2 separate regions of the Homo sapiens genome follow, and region 1 is linked to region 2. A link is a loop called in an ENCODE intact Hi-C map of the cell type or tissue named here. Cell type or tissue: psoas muscle. All regions are shown on one strand. Links, peaks and the distances in the headings refer to the core of each region. The heading gives the core; the rest is flanking DNA.

Region 1 (8,326 bases), core at 32-8,031, 53 kb after region 2:
CCTGGGGGCACTGGGGAACCATGGGAGGGCTATGAGCAGGATCAGCTCTGGAGACGTGTTGGAATGGGCTGGAGGGGAGAGATGAGAGGCTAGAAAGGAGGCTTAGGTGAGATGGGGGACTGAGCTGGGGCAGTAGGGATAGAGAGGAGACCAAGTAAAGAGAGTCAGGGAGTGAGAGGAGCGGGGCTTGCAGCCTGGGCAGGAGCTCCAGGGCAGACATCCATGTCCCTAGCACACAGAGGGAGGCTGGGCTTCCTGTGTCTGACCCGGTCCCTCCTGACCTCCTCTCCAGCTGAGAGATGCAGAGGTGGAGCGGGATGAGGAGCGGAAGCAGCGCACTCTGGCCGTGGCTGCCCGCAAGAAGCTGGAGGGAGAGCTGGAGGAGCTGAAGGCTCAGATGGCCTCTGCCGGCCAGGGCAAGGAGGAGGCGGTGAAGCAGCTTCGCAAGATGCAGGTAAGAGCCGGCGTGAGCTGCAGGGAGGGGAGGCTTTGGTGTCTTCAAGCCCCAACCATCACTCCAGGGTCTAAGGCTAGCTCGGACCCCTCGCTCTCAACCCACAGGCAGCATCCGCATGGGTCAGCACCTTTATAAACATCCATGCCCCAGAGGCTGGCTTCCTTCTTCTTCTATTTTACATTTCTTTCATTTAAAATGCTGCACTTTTAAGTCAAATTTCCTCATTTTTTTGTTTGTTTCTTTGTTTGTTCAGTTGGTTTTTTTTTTTTTGAGACAGTCTCATTCTGTCACCCAGGCTGGAGTGCAGCGACGTGATCTCAGCTCACAGCAACTCTGCCTCCCAGGTTCAAGCAGTTCTCCTGCCTCAGCCTCCTGAGTAGCTGGGATTACAGGCGTGCGCCATAATTTTTGTATTTTTAGTAGAGACAAGGTTTTGCCATGTTGGCCAGGCTGGTCTCGATCTCTTGGCCTCAAGTGATCCACCCGCCCCCATGGTTTTGTTTTTGAAGTGAAAATACCATATGGTTTTTTGGCCAGACACAGTGGCTCACACCTGTAATCCCACCACTTTGGGAGGCCAAGATGGGCAGATCACCTGAGGTCAGGAGTTCAATACCAGCCTGGCCAATATGGTGAAACCCTGTTTCTACTAAAAATACAAGAATTAGCCAGGCATGGTGGCACGCACCTGTGGTCTCAGCTACTCAGGAGGCTGAGGCAGGAGAATTGCTTGAATCCGGGAGGCAGTGGTTGCAGTGAGTTGAGATCCCACCAGTGCACTCCAGCCTGGGTGACAGAGCGAGACTGTCTCAAAAAAGTAAAGATAGAAATAAAATAAATAAATCAACAGTAGGCAAACTGAGGCTCAGAGAGGGGCAGTGGCTGGCTCACAGTCACCCAGCAAGGATATGGCCAAGTTGTAATTCAAACCCATGTCTATCTAACTTGAAGCCAGGCTCCATCAGGCTTCCAGCTGCCTTCTAGTTCTCAGCCAGGTCAACCTCCTCCCTTGAGGACCAGAGTGGGAGAGGCTGGCTCAGGGTCACACAGCAAGTGGCTTTATACACAGGAGCCCAGGTCTGCAGGGTTCGGAGAGTTCCCTGCTTGTTCACGGGAGCTGAGGAGCCCCGTCGGTCTGGCAAGGGGGTGGAGGAGTTCCCTGTGCTGTGTGGCCAGGCTGAGCCCATCTACCTATTCCGTTCCACCCAGGCCCAGATGAAGGAGCTATGGCGGGAGGTGGAGGAGACACGCACCTCCCGGGAGGAGATCTTCTCCCAGAATCGGGAAAGTGAAAAGCGCCTCAAGGGCCTGGAGGCTGAGGTGCTGCGGCTGCAGGAGGTGAGGCTGGGGTAGGCTGGGCCCTGGGACAGGAAGCTGGGAGGTGGGCAAGGCTAACCTTGAGGTCCCTGGATGTGAAGCTGGGGAGGTGGGCGGGGCTAACCACAGGGTCCCTGGATGTGAAGCTGGGGAGGTGGGCGGGGCTAACCACAGGGTCCCTGGATGTGAAGCTGGGGAGGTGGGCGGGGCTAACCACAGGGTCCCAGGGTGTAAGGCTCGGGAGGTGGGTGTGTCTTACCATGTGGCCTGCAATGCCAGCCTAAGAGCAGGGATTTTGTCTTAGGGCACTAGGGAGCCATGGAAAGATCCAGAACAGAGGATGGGCAGGGTCAGCTCTGTAGCAGTTGAACTGGAGTGGGGAGATTGGAGTCACAAAGGCTGTGGGAGTGGGAGTGGGAGAGGGGAGAGAGAGAGAGATTGAGAAAGAGAGAGAGAACCCTGAGCCAGGGCCAAGGGGATGCAGAGGACGGAGAAGGCAGTCAGAAGGCAGGAGGGAGAAGGCTATGGTGAGGGGGGCCGGAGGAGGGGAGGAGAGCACTGGGGGTCTGGCCCGGTGATTGGGGGACCCTGGAGGAGAGGCAGGTTTGAGAGGAGGACCTGTGTGCAGTAAAAGGTGGAGAGGGTGAGGGGCCTGGGGGTTGGGCTGCAAGAGGTGAGCACAGGTCAGGGGCTCAGGAGACAGATTTAGGAGACATCTGTAGGTTGCAGCTCATTCCAGGGTTACCCAGGGACAGCATGAGAAAAAAGCCAAGAGCCTTGAGGTGTGAGGGACAGAGAAAGGGGTGAGACCCGTGCCCAGATTGCTTCTCCTCACACCCACCGGCCACCCCTCCATCATCACAGGAACTGGCCGCCTCGGACCGTGCTCGGCGGCAGGCCCAGCAGGACCGGGATGAGATGGCAGATGAGGTGGCCAATGGTAACCTTAGCAAGTAAGTGCCCCAAGGGTCTGAAGGCTGAGGTACTGCGTCTGCAGGAGGTGAAGCTGGGGTAGGCTGGAGGTGGCTGGGCTCTGGGACAGGAAACTGGGAGGTGGGCGGGGTTAACCTCGGGGCCCCTGGGGTGTGAGGCTGGGGAGATGCGTGGGGCTAACCACAGGGTCCTGTAGTGTGAGGCAAGGCACCCTCCTCTGACCATCCTGTCCTTTCATCCCCACGCCTTCCTGTCTCCCTAGGGCAGCCATTCTGGAGGAGAAGCGTCAGCTGGAGGGGCGCCTGGGGCAGTTGGAGGAAGAGCTGGAGGAGGAGCAGAGCAACTCGGAGCTGCTCAATGACCGCTACCGCAAGCTGCTCCTGCAGGTGAGCGTGATTGACCGCCCCCACCAGCCTCAGTCCCCATTGACCTGGGACCGTAACCTTCAGTCCTCTTATTCAACAAATATAGAAAGGGGATATTTGAGTTGGGTTTTGAAGGTTGAATAGGAGTTCTTAAAAGGGTTGAAAGGCATGATTCACTTGTATTTCTGAGGGGTTTCTTCAGGGCTAAATCCAAAGATGAATTATGTGGGGAAACAGACATGGGCCAGCAAGTGTGATCATGGAAGTCTCCTGGGCCCAGTAGAGAGAGAGAAAAGACTTTCTGCAGGAGTCATAAGAAAACATTTGGAAAAAGAGACATTTGGCTGGGGGTTTTAAAGCATAAGTTGGAGTTCAGCAGAGGGAGAAAAGCATGTTTTCCTTTGCATATTTATTTATAAATATTTTCTGAGGATTCCGGTGGCCCAGATCCTATTCCGGGTTATGCTGGGGACCTGGAGATGGTTAATACTAAGCCTCTGCCCTCAAACACGTCTTAGTCTAAAGGAGGAAATAGACCATCCCAATACAGAGATACAAGTGAAAATGGAGGAAACACGGGCACTGTGGGAACCTAGAAGGGACTACCAACCTAGCCTGGAGGATAGAGGCCATCAGAGAAGGCTTCCTGGTGGAGGTGATGCCTTGAGAGATCTTAAAGGAAGTGTAAGAGTTTGCCAAGAAGACAACAGAGTGATGGGATTTCCAAGGACAAACCAATGTCTGCATTCTTCATTAGTTTTTTTCTAATTTTTTTTTTTTTTTTTTGAGGTGGAGTCTCCCTCTGTTGCCCAAGCTGGAGTGCAGTGGTGCTATCTCGGCTCACTGCAACCTCTGCCTCCCAGGTTCAAGCGATTCTCCTGATTCTCCAATTTTCTCTACAAAATATTTAAAAATTAGCCAGGTGCAGTGGTGCATGCCTGTAGTCCAACTACCTGGGAGGCTGAGGAGGGAGGATCGCTTCAGCCTGGGAGATTGAGGCTGCAGTGAGCTATGATTGTGTCACTGCACTCCAGCCTGGGTGACTGGATGACAGAGTGAGACCCTGTCTCAAAAAAAAAAGGTAATAATTATATGCTCAACAGTTATGTGTAGTAAGACTACTTTTTAAATGGAGAGAATGGGGAAAATATGCAAAATGTTTTAACCTACTTTAATTGATGGTGATAGTATTAGCACTGTTTTTCTGAGACATTGAGTTTATAATGTGGGATAAAGTAAATGATCAAAGATGGGATACTATGTCATCTACTACGTCCTTGACATCAGGGTACTCAGCACCAAAGAACCTTGATATAGTTGTCCTAGAGAAGAGATTAAGTTTTTTTTTTTTTTTTTTTTTAAAAACAGGCCAGGTGTGGCCGGGCGCGGTGGCTCACGCCTGTAATCCCAGAACTTTGGGAGGCCGAGGCGGGCAGATCACGAGGTCAGGAGATCAAGACCATCCTGGCTAACACAGTGAAACCCCGTCTCTACTAAAAATACAAAAAATTAGCCGGGCATGGTGGCATGTACCTGTAGTCCCAGCTACTCGGGAGGCTGAGGCAGGAGAATGGCATGAACCCGGGAGGCAGAGCTTGCAGTAAGCCGAGATCGCACCACTGCACTCCAGCCTGGGCGACAGAGCAAGACTCCATCTCAAAACAAAAAACAAAAAAACAAAACAAAAAAAACAGGCCAGGTATGGTGGCTCATGCCTGTAATCTCAGCACTTTGGGAGGCCAAGGTGGAAGGATCGCTTGAGCCCAGGTGTTTGAGACCAGCCTGGGCAACACAGTGAGACCCCATCTCTACAAAAAATATATGTGAAATAAAAAGAGAAAAGAAATTACGTTTAGTGGGGCGCAGTGGGTCACGCCTGGAATCCCAGCACTTTTGGTGGATTGCTTTTAGCGTAGGAGCTCCAGACCAGCTTGGATGACATGGCAAAACTCCATCCCTACACAAAATTGAAAAATTAGCTGGGTGTGGTGGTGCACACCTATAGTCCCAGCTACCCAGGAGGCTGAGTTGGGAGGATCACCTGAGCCCAGGGAGGTCGAAGCTGCAGTGAGCCATGATTGCACCACTGCACTCCAGCCTGGGCAACATAGTGAGACCCTGTCTCAAAAAGAAAAGTGATAAATTATGTTTAAAAAATAGTTTAAGCCAGGCGCAGTGGCTCATGCCTATAATCCTAGCACTTTGGGAGGCTGAGGCGGGTAGATCATGAGGTCAGGAGTTCAAGACCAGCCTGGCCAACATGGTGAAACCCCGTCTCTACTAAAAATACAAAAACTAGCCAGGCGTGATGGCGGGCACCTGTAGTCCAGCTACTCGGGAGGCTGGGGCAGAGAATTGCTTGAACCCAGGAGGCGGAGGTTGCAGTGATCTGAGATCGTGCCACTACACTCCAGCCTGGGTGACAGAGCGAGACTTTGTCTCAAAAAAAAAAAAAAAGTTTAAAAACAAAACTAAGCAAACCCCTGTAGTTCTCAATTTGACTTCATCATATTCACGTGAACTGGTGATGTATTTTATACAGATCCAGTCTCTCTGACCACCCAAAAGGCCTAGAAACAGGGAACCCAGTAGCAATGAGTATCCCTATATCCACGTTGTGATCTGGAAATGCTGTTTCCCTCTAAAAGAAACTGGGGCTGGCTGGGCGCAGTGGCTCACACCTGTAATCCTAGCTCCTTGGAAGGCTAAGGCAGGAGGATTGCTTGAGCCCAGGAGTTTGAGACCAGCCTGAGCAACCCAGTAAGACCCCGTCTCTACAAAAAAAAAAATTAGCCAGGTGCGATGGCGGGCACGCCTGCGGCCCCAGCTACTCTGAGGGCTGAGGTAGGAGGATTGCCTGGATCCGGGAAGCAGAGGTTGTAGTGAGCCAGAATTGTGCCACTCCACTCCAGCCTGGGCAACAGAGTGAGACCCTGTCTCAAAAAAAAGAAAAAGAAAAGAAGAGAAATGAAACTGGAGCTTCTTCCGAAGTGGCTGATTCCAGATCTGGAGCAGGCAATGAACAAGAGTAACCCAGAACATTTTGCGATACCCATTAGCAGGAAAGATAGTATAGTTATGTCAAGAGCACGTAGAAGTCAACGTGAAGAGCCTCGCGCTGGCCCAAAGTGGGGCAAGTTGAGCTTCAATGAGGAAAATAATTGCAACTGATTTAATCCCTTGAAATCTGTTTAAATTCAACAGCAACGTTTTAAAAAAATATTAATTAGTTGCTGTGTTAGTTCCCTAGGGCCACCATAATGAATTACCACAAACACAGTAGCTTAAAGCAACAGGAATGTATTCTCTCTGTTTTTTTTTGTTTGTTTGTTTGTTTGAGATGGAGTCTCGCTCTGTCACCCAGACTGGAGTGCCGTGGTGTGATCTTGGCTCACTGCAACCTCTGCCTCCCGGATTCAAGTGATTCTCCTGCCTCAGCCTCCCAAGTAGCTGGGACTACAAGCATGCACCACCATGCCTGGCTAATATTTGTATTTTTAATAGGGAGGGGGTTTCACCATGTTGGCCAGGCTGCTCTCAAACTCCTGACCTCGTGATCCGCCCGCCTCGGCCTCCCAAAGTGCTGGGATTACAGACGTGAGCCACCGCGCCCGGCCAGGAATGTATTCTCTCGTGGTCCTGGAGGCCAGAGGTCTGAAATCAAGGTGTGGGCAGGGTTGGTTCCTCTTGTTCATGCCTCTCCCCTGGCTTCCCGTGGGTGCTGGCAGTCCCTGCTGTTTCTTCATCTGTAGATGTGTCATTGCAATCTCTGCCTTTAACTTTACAAGGCATTTTCCCATCTTTGTGGCTCTGTCTCATCTCCTCTTTTTTTTTTTTTTTTTTTTTTTGAGACAGAGTCTCGCTCTTGTCGCCTAGGCTGGAGTGCAATGGGCTGATCTTAGCTCACTGCAACCTTCACCTCCCGGGTTCAAGCGATTCTCCTGCCTCAACCTCCCGAGTAGCTGGATTACAGGCGCCCACCACCACATCTGGCTAATTTTTTTTGTATTTTTAGTAGTGATGGCATTTCACCATGTTGGCCAGGCTGGTCTCGAACTCCTGATGTCAGGTGATCCGCTGCCTCAGCCTCCCAAATTGCTGGGATTACAGGTGTGAGCCACCATTGCCTGGCCCTCATCTCCTCTTAAAAGGACACCAGCCGTATCAGATTTGAGGCCCACCCTAATCCAGTGTGACCTCGCGTTAATCAATTACAACTGCAAAGATCCTATTTCCAACTAAGGTCACATTCCGAGGTTCTGAGTGGACATGAATTTTGCGTGGGAGTCTATTCACCCCATGGGTGCATGGGGAGGGCATGGGGGAGGGGCATGGAGCTTCCGTGCCCTCCTGGGAGCGCCACCCTCCAGGTACTGCACATGTTCAGCTTCCAGAAGCTGCCCAAACCCTGTCCTCTTGGGCCTTTTATGGAGACGTCACTGGATAGGTGTGATTAACAACCACGTAGAAATGTGATTGGACAAAAAGGGTCCGATCTAAACCCAGCGAGGCCTGTCTGTTCAGATTCTTCCTGGCTTCTCTATGCAGCATTCCTTCCCCCTCTGAAATGAGGGTCCTGTGATCCACAGTCAGGTTAGAGTTTCTGCCTTGTGCAGGTGAAAGAGGGGGCAGGAGGAGGTTAGAGAGAGAGGTTCTGTTTACTCTAAAAGGGCTATGCAAATTATGATCAAGGAACCATGGACAAAACCCAACACACACACAAACACACACACATACACACACACACACATGCACACATGAAGTATATACGCAAAGCAATATCACAGGTACAAATTCCCTTGAAAATTCACAAATAAGGCCAAGCGCGGTGGCTCACACCTGTAATCCCAGCACTCTGGGAGGCCGAGGCTGGCAGGAGTTCAAGATCAGCCTGACCAATATGGTGAACCCCTGTCTCTACTAAAAATACAAAAATTAGCCAGGCGTGGTGGCGGGTGCCTGTAGTCCCAGCTACTCAGCAGGGTGAGGCAGAAGAATAGCTTGAACCCAGGAGGCAGAGGTTACAGTGAGCCGAGATCGAGCCACTGCACTCCAGCCTAGGCAACAGAGCGAGACTCCATCTAAAAAAAAAAAAAAGAAAAGAAAAAAGAAAATTCACAAATAAGACAGAAAGATCGGGTGCAGTGGCTCATGCCTGTAATCCCAGCACTTTGGGAAGCTGAAGCAGGTAGATTGCTTGAGACCAAGAGTTCAAGACCAGCCAGGACAACAAAGTGAGACCCTGTCCCTACCA
Region 2 (8,326 bases), core at 163-8,162:
GGTTGGAGTGCAGTGGCACGATCTCGACTCACTGCAACTTCCACCTCCCGGGTTCAAACAATTCTCCTACCTCAGCCTCCTGAGTAGCTGGGATTACAGGCATGTGCCACCACACCCGCTAACTTTTTTTGTATTTTTAGTAGAGGCAGGGTTTCACCGTGTTGGCCAGGCTGGTCTCGAACTCCTGACCTCAAGTGATCCACCCGCCTCCGCCTCCCAAAATGCTGGGATTACAGGCGTGAGCCACCGCACCCGGCCATGAGCATTTTTTAAATTGCAGAGAATCTACCTCGTCGCTGTCCACAGGGTGGCGCTAGTTTCCAGTTCCTCCAGCATATACCTGGAGCACCTGTGTCCCCACCTGCACCCAGCAACGATGGCTGGAGCTTTTTTGTCTTTGCTGATGTGGCAGATGAATGAGCTCTCATTACAGTTTCATTCTGTGTTTTGCTTACAAGGAGTGGAGTTAGTCACCTTTTCACAGACTTTTTTTGACAAGAGACAGAGGGTCAGGGAGGTGGGGTGTCCTGTCCTAGGACTCACCCCAATTCAAGAGGAGGAGGCAAAGCCATGGTGGAAACGTCTGACCCCAAAGCCAGCCCATGATCCAGAGAGAGAGGTGGACACCTCAGTGTCACCCACAGGGAGCCCAAGGCAGAAAGCATTTGGGGCCAATCAAGGCAGGGTGTCTGTCCATCTCCTTCCCCATTTTACATCTCTGCCTGCCACCCCTTGGCACCATAAATGCCATGCTGAGAGGTTGAGCAGGTAGCCTGGGACACAGGGAGGCATGCCAGCCTCTCACATGAGGCATCCGCAGGCTGGGCTTGCTAGTGATGGGCGAGTCTGATGTCAGCAACAAGAGCTGACTGCCAGGTCCTCAGGGCATCAGATGCGCCCTGGGGCCTGGCACAAACACAGCTTCCTAAGCCAACTGCAAGAGGCCATTTTAAAGGCCATTGATGGAAGCCAGGTCTGGACGGGGTCTAAGCTGATGTTAAGGAATGATCATTAAGTTTGCTGGGCCAGATGCACTGTGGGTCTGTAAGGATGTGTCCTTCTTTATTTATCTTTTTTATTTTTTATTTTTTTTGAGATGGAGTCTAGCGCTCTGTTGCCCAGGCTGGAGCAGAGTGCGGTGGTGTGATCTCAGCTTACTCCAACCTCCACCTCCCTGGTTCAAGCAATTCTCCCATTTCAGCCTCCCGAGCAGCTGAGATTATAGGCGCTCGCCACCACACCCAGCTTATATTTTGCATTTTTGGTAGAGTCGGGGTTCACCATGTTGGCCAGGCTGGTCTCGAACTCCTGACCTCAAGTGATCCCCTTGCCTTGGCCTCCCAAAGTGCTGGGATTACAGGTGTGAGCCACCACGACTGGCCTAGGATCCTTCATTTAATCACATCTGCAAAGTCCCTTTTGCCATGGAAGGTCACATTCACAGGTCCCAGGGATTAGGTTATGGGTATCTTTGGGGTCTGTTATTCATCCTCCCACCTCCTCTGAAAACATCAGCATGTATTTCCTACGAACATTCCTTTATACAACCACAGACCAGCAGTGTCACCAGGAAATCGAGTTCAGCACAGCACTGTTATCCAGTCCACAGACCTTAGGCCAGTTGTCCCCCAACCTCCAAAAAAAAACAAAAAAAATTCTCTCTTGCGCATGATGGAGTCTCACTCTGTCCCCCAGGCTGGAGTACAGTGGCGCGATCTCAGCTCACTGCAACCTCCGCCCCCCAGATTCAAGCAATTCTCCTGCCTCAGCCTCCTGAGTAGCTGGAATTACAGGCATGCGCCGCCACACCCAGCTGATTTTGTATTTTTAGCAGAGACGGGGTTTCTCCATGTTGGTCAGGCTGGTCTCGAACTCCTGACCTCAGGTGAACCGCCTGCCTCGGCCTCCCGAAGTGCTGCGATTACAGGCGTGAGCCACCGTGCCCAGCCCTCTTGCTCTCTTTTTTTCCTGGTCATCCATCTCTTTACTCTCCTTCAGTCTGAAACTCTTCCTGAGTCTTTCTTTATCATTCATGGTTTTGACACTTGGGAAGATTACAGACTGGTTGTTTCATCTGTATCTGGGTCTGTTTCCCTGCAATTACATTCTAGTTACACGTTTTTGGCGGGAGTATTCCAGAAGAAATGCTGACCTCCCACCCCCACTCACACACACCTTTTTCTTTTTCTTCTTTTTTTGAGACAGTGTCTCACTCTGTCACCCAGGTTGGAGTGCAGTGGCCCGATCTCCGCTCACTGCAAGCTCCGCCTCCCCGGTTCATGCCATTCTCCTGCCTCAGCCTCCAGAGTAGCTGGGACTACAGGTGCCTGCCACCACGCCTAGCTAATTTTTTGTATTTTTAGTAGAGACAAGGTTTCACTGTGTTAGCCAGGATGGTCTCGATCTCTTGACCTCGTGATCTGCCCGCCTCAGCCTCCCAAAGTGCTGGGATTACAGGCGTGAGCCACCGCGCCCGGCCACACACACCTTTTTCTAAGCCACCTTTGTGTAGAAGTACAGTATACACACCAATAAAAGGAGCACAGGCCCTTGGCATCCAGCCTGGGGGAGTTTTGGGAGGGAACACCCTGTATATCCAGCACCCAGGAGCCCCCCATGTCCCTTCCCACCACCAGCACCCCCTCAAGGTAACCATTATTCCGACTTCTAAGAGCATGGAGTTGTGTTGCCTCTTCTTGGATTTGGTACAAATAGAATCACACGGTGTGCAGTTTCTCACCTGGCTTCTGTCACTCAGCCGTGTGTTTGTGACATTCATCCATGTCCAGTGAGGGAAGGGGGCTTTGGAGAGGCCAGTTCCACAGACACATTCACTTTGTAAACGTTCCTGGAGCTGGATGTCTATAGTATGTGTCCTTTTCTGTATGTGTGCTGCGCATATGTATTTACATTCATAAACCTATGCTACGCCGGCACGGTGGCTTATGCCTGTAATCCCAGCACTTTGGGAGGCTGAGTTAGGAGAATCGCTTGAGCCGGGGAATTTGAGACCAACTTGGGCAACATGCCAAGATCCCATCTGGACAAAACATTTTTTTAAATTAGCTGGGCATGGTGGTGAGCATCTGTAGTCCAGCTACTCAGAAGGCTGTGGTGAGAGGATCGCTTGAGCCCAGGAAGTTGAGGCTGCAGTAAGCTATGATCACACCACACCACTGCACTCCAGCCTGGGCAACAGAGCAAGACTCTGTCTCTTTAAAAAAAAATCTATGCTAAAATGAAAAAGGAAAATGGAAGCACAGAAATTAAAAGCACTGCCTCCCAGGCCAGGCACAGTGGCTCATGCCTGTAATCCCAACACTTTGGGAGGCCAAGTGAGGAGGACTTCTTGAGGCCAGGAGTTGGAGACCAGCCTGGGCAACAGAATGAGATCTCATCTCTATTAAAAAAATAAAATAAAATAAAAAAATAAAAACAGAAAAACAAACAAAAAAACCCAAAAAAACAACCACAGACTGCCCTGGTTTGAATCCCAGCTCTGCCAGCCTATGTGAGCTGGGTGATCTTGGGTGAGTTGATTGAGTGCCTCAGTTACCCTATCTGTAACATGGGAAGCATAGAAGGACCTGCCTTGTTCAGTGGTTATGAAGGGTACCTGAAGTCATTTGTAAGTGTTTGGAACAGGTTGTGGTATGGAGGAAGTGAAAAATAAATCAAGGTCCATTTCAGTGCACAAATGGTACAAACTGTTCTAGAATGAATGGTTGACCAGGCGGCTGAGGGGTTGCACTGACCTATGGCCCCACCATGAAAGCATCAGATGCAGCCAGGCTTGGTGACTCATGCCTGTAATCCCAGCACTTTAGGAGGCCCAGGCGGGCGGATCACGAGGTCAAGAGATTGAGACCATCCTGGCCAACACGATGAAACCCCGTCTCTACTAAAAATACAAAAATTAGCTGGGCGTGTTGGCATGTGCCTGTAGTCCCAGCTACTTGGGAGGCTGAGGCGGGAGAATCACTTGAACCCAGGAGGCAGAGGTTGAAGTGAGCCAAGATTGTGCCACTGCACTCCAGCCTGATGACACAGCAAGACTCTATCTCAAAAGAAAAAAAAAAGAAAAAGCATCAGATGCAAACACAAACACAGCCTCACCTGCTGTCCCCTTGACTCAAACACCACACACAGCTCTGCTGTCAGGGGAGAGTGTTCTGAAAAGGTGATCAATTTTGATTGAGTCCTGAGCAAAGCAAAGAACAGCCTTCTCTGGGATTTACACAGTGGCTGTCCTCCTGGAAAATTCACTGTATATTAATTTTTTTTTTTTTTGAGGCAGGGTCTCTCTCTCATTGCCCAGGCTTGAGTGCAGTGGTGCAATCATGGCTCACTGCAGCCTCGACTTTCCAGGCTCAGGTGATCCTCCTACCTCAGCCTCCCGAGTAGCTGGGACCACAGGCATCCACCACCATGGCCACCTAATTTTTTGTATTTTTAGTAGAGACAGGTTTTCACTATGTTGCCCAAGCTGATCTCAAACTCCTGGACTCAAATGATCTTCCCGCCTTTGCCCTCCCAAAGTGCTGGGATTACGGGCGTGAGCCCGTACCACCACCACCACACCGCACCAAGCCTCACTGTGTATTAAAACCAAGCACAAAACACTGCTGTATTTATACGTAAAACTGTTGGGAATTTGTTGCAGATAATTACAAACCATGACTTCATGGACGCAAATGTCCAGGGGGCCATTTTTCAGAAGCCATGTGGGCTGTAGAAACCGTCCGCATCCAAGTGGACTGCCTAGTCCTGGTGACGTCCAGAAACACCCGACCCCTCCACAAGTTCCTGAGACATATTCTAGGGGGCAGCACTACCCACTTCCAATGCACTTTCTAGAACTCTGCACAGCCTACTCGCCAAATCTATTTGTAACCCCCAATTCAAGGTCCATTTCTGTATTAGTCATGCTGCTGATAAAGACATACCCAAGACTGGGTAATTTATAAAGTAAAAGAGGTTTAACAGACTCACAGTTCCACGTGGCTGGGGTGGCCTCCACAATCATGGCAGAAGGCAAAAGGCACATCTTACATGGTGGCAGGCAAGACAGAATGAGAGCCAAGCAAAAGGGGTTTCCACTTATAAAACCTCAGATCTCGTGAGACTTATTCACTACCACGAGAACAGTATGGGGGAAACAGCCCCCAAGATTCAGTTACCTCCCACTGGGTCCCTCGCACAACACATGGGAATTATGGGAGCTACAATTTCAAGATGAGATTTGGCTGGGGACACAGCCAAACCATATCAATTTCGATCCACAAATCGTGAAAACTGTTCTACAATGAACAGCTGATGATGTGGCTGAGGGATTGCATTGGTGCATAGCATCACCATGAAATCAGTACTCCTGGTGTGTTCGTGGTCATTTACGGTCCTGCGTAGAATGGAGGAAAATTTGAGTCACCGAGTGCACACTCAGCTCACATCAGACAGGGGTGGTGTTCTGCCTTCTGGTTTCAGTTCTCATACTGTACAGTGTCCTTTCCTAAATAGTGCCATGTTAGTCACAAATTTGCACTTTTTGCTGGTGATTGCACTGTCTCAAATGTCCCCTGAGCACAGTGCTGATGTGCTGTCTGGCATCCCCAAACACAAGAAGGCTGCCATGTGGCTTTGGAGAAATGATAAAATACGTGTGTGAGATCAGCTTCCTCCAGGTGCGAGTTACGGTGCTGTTGGCCTCGAGTTCTGTGCGAATGAGTCAGTAGTATATTAAATAAGGTGTCTCTAAAACAAAATGCACATAAAACAAGGTGACGAGGCTGGGTGCAGTGGCTCACACCTGTAATCTCAGCACTTTGGGAGGCCGAGGCGGGTGGATCATCTGAGGTCAGGAATTCAAGACCAGCCTGGCCAACATGGCGAAACCCCATCTCTACTAAAAATACAAAAATTAGCCGGGTGTGGTGGTGTGCACCAGTAATCCCAGCTACTTGGGAGGGTGAGGCAGGAGAATCGCTTGAAGTTGGGAGGTGGAGGTTGCAGTGAGCCGATATGGCACCACTGCACTCCAGCCTGGGTGACAAGAATGAGACTCCGTCTCAAAAAAAAAAACAAGGTGACTTATTGATCGGTTGGTGAAAATGTGACCAGAGGTGGTGGTACACACCCGTGGTCTCAGCCACTCTGGGGGCTGAGGCAGGAGGATCACTTGAGCCCAAGAGGTCAAGGCTGCAGTGAGCTATGATCGTGCCACTGCATACCTGCCTGGGCAACAGAGCAAGACCCCATTCAAAATAATTTTTTAAGAAAGAACATGACCAGTGCAAGTCACAAGAATCGACTATACTTTATATTTCCTCCCTTTTGCACATAGATAGCAGTAAGCCACACACAGCATTGTTTGTTTGCCTCCTGTTTTTCACTCATTGTGGTAGAAGTCTTTCCATATCACTGTAGACCTTCTTCATTCATTTCCCTAAGTCCTTTTAAATTCTACTTGCATTGTTTTACAAAATACACAACGTAAGCAGACACTGTTTAAGTATCATAGCGATAGGGCAAGCCTCAGATATAATAAACTCAACCGGAATTCACCGATCTGTTCACATATTTCAAGGCCTGCCCAGTGTCAAAGATGGATTCTTTTTTTTTTTTTTGAGATGGAGTCTTGCTGTGTTGCTCAGGCTGGTCTCAAACTCCTGGGCTCAAGTGATCCTCCCGCCTCGGCCTCCCAGAGTGCTGGGATTACAGGTGTGAGCTATCACGCCCATCCCACAAGTAGATTTTAAGCTGAGGGGTGGTGATATAATTTGCCTTAAGCTTTTTAAGTTACATGTTTAAGGGGCCAGTTAAGACCACACATCGGGGTCCAGAGCCACACGTGACCTCTGTCCTTGCGTCCCCAGCCATGCTGCGGATGGTCTCAGCAGTTCTCCAGTTTGGCAACATTGCCTTGAAGAGAGAACGGAACACCGATCAAGCCACCATGCCTGACAACACAGGTACTGCCCCCGGCCTGCCTGCCCACGACCTCCAGCCCCCGCCCAGGTGGTGCCCAGCCCTCCTGCACCCCTGTCCCACGTAGAGAGCATCCCCCTTCCAGCCACACCTGTCTCCAACCCAGGATCACTCTGATTTCCTGCATTTTTTTTTTTTTTTTTTTTTTGAGATGGAGTCTCGCTCTGTCACCCAGGCTGGAGTGCAGTGGCGTGATCTCAGCTCACTGCAAGCTCCGCCTCCCGGGTTCACACCATTCTCCTGCCTCAGCCTCCTGAGTAGCTGGGACTACAGGCGCCCGCCACCACGCCCGGCTAATTGTTTGTATTTTTAGTAGAGACGGAGTGTCACCGTGTTAACCAGGATGGTCTCGATCTCATGACCTCGTGATCTGCCCACCTCGGCCTCCCAAAGTGCTGGGATTACAGGCCTGAGCCACCGTGCCTGGCCGATTTCCTGCTTTTTGCTGAGTCTTTGCCAAAATAACATCAACCACTCTTTTCCTGATTCTAAAAGCGTGAGCTCTGCTGAAAGTGAACCGCACCAGCACGACAGTGGGGAACAGCAGGAGCCCATCCTCCCAGACCCCCTCTCCCCACAGGGAGCCACCATTAGCATTTGGCGTAGCTTCTCCAGCCTCTGCACTCTGCAGAGACACACTTCTTTTTGCCTTTCAAGAACAGAATTATAGTCAATATCCCTTACTTTAAACCAAAATAGAAATAGCTATGTCTCTTTATTATTATAAAATAATACAAGCTGGAAGGGGGAAAAATCTGGCATGACAGAAAAGTAGAAAGGAAGAGAGAAAATTACCCATAATCACCTGTAATCCCAGCACTTTGGGAGGCCAAGGCAGGCAGATCACTTGAGGCCATGAGTTCGAGACCAGCCTGGCCAACATGACAAAACTTCTTCTCTACTAAAAATACAAAAATTAACTGGGAATGGTGATGGGTGCCTGTAGTCCCAGCTGCTCAGGAGGCTGAGGCAGGAGAATTGCTTGAACCCAGGAGGCGGAGGTTGCAGTTGAGCCGAGATTGTGCCGCTGCACTCCAGCCTGGGCAACGGAGCAAGAATCTGTCTCCAAAAAAAAAAAAGAAGAAGAAAGAAAGAAAAAGAAGAAGAAAGAAAGAAAAAGAAAAAGAAAGACAATTACCCATAATCATATTCCCAGAGATAATTGCTGCTCACATTTTGGGATGTGTCTCTCTGGGCTTTGTTCTGTGTCTGTATCACTGTGGATATAGAGTGTCACAGAAATGGAATCGTGCTTCACCCCCTCTTCCCCTGGAGACAGCAAGAGCTTTCTGTCCTGATTATGAAATCCGATGGGCTCATTTCTGAAAGCTGCACAGCACAG

Evidence for each region. Hi-C counts contacts between places; a loop is a spot of excess contacts. Peaks named below come from ENCODE experiments on the same cell type or tissue, not always from the same donor. Only the 100,000 strongest peaks of a DNase experiment are listed, where the experiment ranks them.
Region 1: a loop joins it to region 2, with 1.8 times the contacts of the local background. A loop is called at or near these places in 2 of 110 quality-filtered maps.

Annotation. Positions count from the first base shown.
Region 1 is chr19:50,290,595-50,298,920 of GRCh38, forward strand. It overlaps MYH14 (myosin heavy chain 14), which reads left to right. Exons shown (of 43, transcript NM_001145809.2): 36 at 293-454; 37 at 1,667-1,795; 38 at 2,639-2,727; 39 at 2,970-3,093. Among named protein-coding and RNA genes, the nearest start is that of KCNC3, 35 kb to the right of the region's middle. RefSeq lists enhancers at 1,210-1,738, 1,739-2,266. In psoas muscle, for the core only: no CTCF peak of the experiment used is centred there; no DNase peak of the experiment used is centred there.
Region 2 is chr19:50,237,370-50,245,695 of GRCh38, forward strand. It overlaps MYH14 (myosin heavy chain 14), which reads left to right. Exons shown (of 43, transcript NM_001145809.2): 11 at 6,873-6,968. Among named protein-coding and RNA genes, the nearest start is that of MYH14, 38 kb to the left of the region's middle. RefSeq lists an enhancer at 5,273-5,362 and a silencer at 7,343-7,637. In psoas muscle, for the core only: a CTCF peak has its summit at 338 (motif pointing right); a DNase peak (open chromatin) is centred at 3,819; H3K27ac peaks cover 2,511 bases.